Linked DNA regions of Homo sapiens: region 2 is linked to region 1. A link is an interaction called in ENCODE POLR2A ChIA-PET data of the cell type or tissue named here. Cell type or tissue: PC-9. All regions are shown on one strand. Links, peaks and the distances in the headings refer to the core of each region. The heading gives the core; the rest is flanking DNA. Region 1 overlaps EHBP1 (EH domain binding protein 1). Region 2 has its middle 150 kb from the start of MIR5192.

Region 1 (2,924 bases), core at 145-2,644:
ATGCACAATAGAGAGATAACATTTCTCCTTTTGCACAAAGCTATTACCCCAAACTTTCATGAATCAAAGGAGCCTTATTATTATTCCCCTCTCAACCCACATATAGAGTGTTTTGAAATATTTTCCTTTCAACCTGCATTTTTAAAGAAATAACTATTTTTCCCAAGTTCTAAATAATGTTAATACACAAAAGTTTATGTATTTCCAAAGAAAGCAAAGACTCATATAGTCTCACAAGTGATCATATAATTATATTACTTATTATTAAATATTTTAAAGATCTCTCCCGTCACACACCAGTTATTTACATCAAATAGACCTAAAGGCCCAAGAATTCCAAGCTGGATATCACTCACGTGATATAATATTTCTGCTATTAAAGTTAAAGATTGCTGTTCTTTTTAAAACAGCTTTATTTAGGTATAAATGATAAACAATACATGGCTTACATTTGAAAATATTTAATGAGTATTTTTTATGCATGCATGCAAGTGTGAAACCATCAGCACAAATCAAGATAACAAACATTTCCAAACATTTCCAGTCCCTCCAAAAGTTTCCTGCATGCCCCTTTTTAATCTCTTCCTCCCTCCAGCTCTGATTGTAAACAACTACTGATCTGTTTTTTCTCACTATAGATTGTTTGCATATTCTAGAGTTTAAAATAAATGGTATCACACAGTATAGTATTTTCTGGTCTGTCTTCTTTCACTCAGTATAATGATCTTGCAATTTACCAACAGTTTGTTCCTCTTTATTACTGAGTAGTACTGCATTGTATGGATATGCCACAGTTTGTTTATCCATTTGTCTGTTGATAGATATTTGAATTGTTCCCATTTTGTTATTATAATCAATAAAGTTGTTAAAATATTTATGTAGAAGTCTTTGTGGACATATGCTTTCACTTCTCTTGAAACGTAGAAATGGAATGTCTGGGTCAAGTGATACATGTATGTTTAACTTTTTCAGAGACTGCCAAACTTTTTTCTAAAATGGTTGAACCATTCAGAAGTACTCTGAGAGTTCTGTGGAGTTCCGGTGGCCCCACATCCTTGACAATACTTGGTATAGTCAGTCTTGTAAATTTTAGTCATTTGGGTAGGTGTGTAGTGATATCTTATTGTGGTATCAATTTGCATTTTCTTGATGACTAATGAAGCTGAGCATCTCTCCATTCCTATACAATATTTTCATTTGTGAAATGTCTGTTGGAATATTTCCCCCTTTCTTTTAATAAATTTTTAAATTTATTATTTTTTAGAGACGAGGTCTCACAGCGTTGCCCAGGCTGGAGTGCAATGGAGTGATCATAGCTCACTGCAGCCTTGAAACCCTGGGCTCAAGTGATCAGCCCATATCAGCCTCCTGAGTAGCTGGGACCACAGGTGTGCACTATCACACCCAGCTAATTAAAAAAAAATTTTTTTTTTAAGAGATAGACTCTTGTTATGCTGCTCAGGTTGGTCTCCAACTTCTGGGCTCAAGAGATCCTCCAACCACAGCCTCCTGAGTAGCTGAGATTACAGGCATGAACCACTGCACCTGGCCTCCCCTTTCTTATTACTGAGTTAAAAGAGTTCTTTACATATTCTGGATACGTCTTTTGCCAGATGCAGGTATTGCAAATCATTTCTGCCAAACTGTGGCTTGCTTTTTCATTTTTGTAAGAGTTTTATAAAGAGAAAAACGTTTTAATATTGATGAAGTACAAATTAACCATTTTTTGTTTTATCCTTTGTGTTTTGTTGCATTCTACTTAAGAAATCTCCCAAATACAAAGTCACTAAGACTTTTTCCTATGTCCTCTTCTAGAATCTTCAGTTTTTTGTTTTTTAAGGTGGAGTTTTGCTGTTGTTGCCCAGGCTGCAGTACAATGGTGTGATCTTGGCTCACTGTAACCTCCACTTCTCGGGTTCAAGCAATTCTCCTGCCTCAGCCTCCCAAGTAGCTTGGATTACAGGTGACTGAAACCATGCCTAGCTAAGTTTTTGTATTTTTTTTAGTAGAGACAGGGTTTCACCATGTTGGCCACGCTGGTCTTGAACTCCTGACCTAAAGTGATCCGCCCGCCTCGGCCTCCCAAAGTGCTGTGATTACAGGTGTGAGCCACTGTGCCTGGCTGAATCTTCAGTTTTTATTCTTACTTTTAGTTGTGTGATCTATTTTTAGATAAATGTTTTATACAGTGGAAGGTAAGAATTGTAGCTTTTTTTTTGTTGAGGAGGGGCATATGGACATTTAATTGTTCTAGCATCATTTCTTGAAAAGATTATCATTTCCTAATTGATTTTCTTTGCTAGCTTTGTCAAAAATAAATTGGCAATATATGTATGAATCTAATTCCAGGCTCTCTTCCAGTCACCTACAGTCTATTAGTAAACTAATACCACACTGTCTTGGTTAATGAGTTTTAAAATCAGATAGTATAAATCCTCAAATTTTGCTCTTTTTCAAAGTTGTTTTGATTATTCTAAGTCCCTTTCATTTCCACATACATTTTATAAACAGCTGACAAATTATTTTTTTAAAAAGCATGCTAAAATTTTGATTGGGATGGCACTGAATTTATAAATTGACTGAAAATAACTTATATCTTTGAATCCATGGCCATTGTATTTTTTCCCATTGATTTCACTCTTTAATTTCTCTCAGCAACGTTCTGTTGTTTTCGGTATATACATATTGCACATCTTTGTTCAAATTTATCCCTGAGTTTTTTGTTTTGGATGCTTCTATAAATGGTATTTTTTTCAATATTGATTTCTGATTGTTCATTGTGACTACAGAGAAACACAATTGAATTTATATATTAATATTGTAGCCTGTAACCTTGCTAAATTTACTTTTTAGTTTTAGTACCCATTTTAAAGATTCCTTATGCTTTTCTATATAAACAATTGTCAACTCTGAAAAAAGTGTCT
Region 2 (2,924 bases), core at 174-2,673, 510 kb after region 1:
CATTAGAGCTACCTGAGTAGACTTTTAAAATCCTAGATGGCCAAGCCATATCCTAGACCAATTAAATTAGAATTTCTGGGGTTGGGCCCCAAGCATCCGAATTTTAAAAAACTTATTCAGGTATAGTCAAGGTTTTGTACCACTATTATCTAAAAAAAAGCTTCTGATGCTGAGAGACGATCACTTAAGGCCAGGAGTTCTGGATCAGCCTAGGCAACACAGTGAGACACCTTCTGTAAAAGAATTTTTTTTAATTAGCTGGGCATGGCCAGACACAGTGACTCACTCCTATAACCCCAGCACATTGGGAGGCTGAGGTGGGAGGACCACTTGAGCCCTGGAGTTCAAGACCAGCCTGGGTAACTTAGGGAGATCTCATCTCTACAAAAAATAAAAAATTTATCTGAGCTTAGTGGTATGCACCTGTAGTCCCAGCTACTTGGGAGGCTGAGGCAGGAGGATCACTTGAGCCCGGGAGGTCAAGGCTGCAGTGAGTCGTGATTGCACCACTCCACTCCATCCTGGGTGACAGAGCAACACCCTATCTTTAAAATAAATAAATAATAAAAACTTCCTCAGGAAAAAAGTGGAGCCAGGCATGATGGCTCACGCCTGTAATCCCAGCACTTTGGGAGGTCAAGGCGGGTGGATCACTTGAGGTCAAGAGTTCAAGACCAGCCTGACCAACATGATGAAACCCCGTCTCTACTAAAAATACAAAAATTTGCTGGGCGTGGTGGTGGGCACCTGTAATCCAAGCTACTCAGCAGGCTGAGGCAGGAGAATCGCTTGAAACCGGGAGGCAGAGGTTGCAGTGAGCCGAGATCATACCATTACACTCCAGCCTGGGCAACAGAGCAAGACTCCATCTCAAAAAAAAAAAAAAAAAATGGAACAAAGTAGAACTACAATAATTCTATCATTTCTTATAGTAGAAAATTTCAGTGACCAACGGTCCTGGTTTTCCATCGATTGAGGGGTTTCCCACGATGAGAGACTTTCAGTGTGGAAGCCAGGAAATTCCCAGGGAAACTGGAATTAGCTGCTCATCCTATAAACAAAATTGATAGATATGTCTAAAGAAACAGAAGATTAAGAGTATTACTGAAACTGTAGTTGCAAAATTATAACTGAGAAAATTATTACAGTAAAAGAGATCTGACTTAACCAACTCCATCTTGGTTCTAACCTCCAAACTGTCCTTGTTCATTCCTTGGCATAAGCCAAACTAACTTTGGGAGTAACTTAGTTTATAGTTTAACTTTGAAACAAGGATGATGTCCCTTCCCAAACAAGGACAATGCCCTTCCCCTTCTGACCTGGGGACTAGACTGCCTTTGCAGGACTAACAAATTAACCACAAGATTAGAAATTATGGTTTAGGAGTCACGCAGATGGAGGCTGAAAGATTTTGGCCCTCCTGGGGATGATATCACTATTGTAAAACCTAAGATCAGCGCTTGAGATATTTTGCACTTGATGGATCAGCTGGCATCACCCAGATCAAAAAACTGGCTCATCTGGTCTTGTGGCCCCCACCCAGGAACTGACTCAGCACAAGAGGACAGCTTTGACTCCTTATGATTTCATCTCCGACCCAACCAATCAGTACTCCTGATTCACTGGCCCCTGCCTATCACATTATCCTAAAATCCGCCATCCTCGAATTTCAGGGAGACTGATTTGAATAATAATAAAATTCCAGTCTCCCGTACAGCTGGCTCTGCATGAATTAAACTCTTTCTCTTTTGCAGTGCCCCTGTCTTGATACATCAGCTCCATCTAGGCAGCGGGCAAGGTGAACCTGTTGGGCGGTTACATTATCACTAATTAGTAATTATCTAATTAATATTAAGACTATAAGAAGCAATTTTGTACTTCAATGAAAAACTGCATTTTTTGGTCCTGTTCATTGTCTTTGAGCTATTTTGCATCTCTTTGTAAATCGTAGGTGACTGATAGATATGCAAACTGTATTACCTAGGAGAGTTTCCTTTGAGTTCTTTCCCTTGTGGAAAAACCAGTTTGCCTCCATTTGTAATTCAATCTCTTTGTCCATTTAAATTTGTGTTCCTTTGACTTTTTCCTTTGAAAGAGTTATCATTCCTGACTGGTTCCCTTGCTAATTAAGGAGAAAAATAAAATCTTCAACACATGTTCATTCTTGTATCTACATGAGGGTTATGTCTTTATCGTTTTCTAAAAATTATTTCTTAAAAAAGTGATAAAGGTAGCTACTAGAACAAAAATAATACACACCTTTCAAATTATCACTAAAAACACAAACAATAATAAAGCAAAGATAATAGACCAACACATAATTGTCATATCAACAAGTAAGATGACTTGCTTGTTGATATGACAATCACCTGCTGAAAGACATTCTCATATTTAATCACAAAGTAAAACCTAATGATAAAACAAAATGATTAAGAAAGGTTGTGGCCAGGTGCAGTGGCTCACCCCTGTAATCCCAGCACTTTGGGAGGCCGAGGCAGGTGGATCATCTGAGGCCAGGAGTTCAAGACCACCCTAGCCAACAAGGCAAAACCCGTCTCTACTAAAAATACAAAAATTAGCCAGGTGTAGTGGCGCACACTTGTAATCCCAGCTACTCAAGAGGCTGAAGCAGGAGAATAGCTTGAACCTGGGAGGTGGAGGTTGCAGTGAGCCAAACTGGCACCGCTGTACTCCAGCCTGGGTGACAGAGTGAGACCCTGTCTCCAAAAAAAAAAAAAAAAAGAAAGAAAAAGAAAAAAAGAAAGTTTGAATACAAAAGGCTGAGAAAAATGTGTTCTTACCAAGCAAGCGTAAAAGGTTAGCGGCGATTAGGCGGAGCACAGTGGCTCACGCCTGTAATCCCAGCACTTTGGGAGGTCGAGGTAGGCTGATCACGAGGTCAGGAGATTGAGATCATTCTGGCT

The links. Peaks named below come from ENCODE experiments on the same cell type or tissue, not always from the same donor. Only the 100,000 strongest peaks of a DNase experiment are listed, where the experiment ranks them.
Region 2: POLR2A ChIA-PET joins it to region 1 with 7 read pairs; 1 of 35 experiments calls an interaction of 5 or more read pairs at or near these places.

Annotation. Positions count from the first base shown.
Region 1 is chr2:62,867,293-62,870,216 of GRCh38, reverse strand. All of the region lies in intron 9 of EHBP1 (EH domain binding protein 1), which reads right to left. Among named protein-coding and RNA genes, the nearest start is that of EHBP1, 160 kb to the right of the region's middle. In PC-9, for the core only: no CTCF peak of the experiment used is centred there; no DNase peak of the experiment used is centred there.
Region 2 is chr2:62,354,049-62,356,972 of GRCh38, reverse strand. No RefSeq gene overlaps it. Among named protein-coding and RNA genes, the nearest start is that of MIR5192, 150 kb to the right of the region's middle. In PC-9, for the core only: no CTCF peak of the experiment used is centred there; DNase peaks (open chromatin) are centred at 1,582 and 2,012; H3K4me3 peaks cover 943 bases; H3K27ac peaks cover 2,061 bases.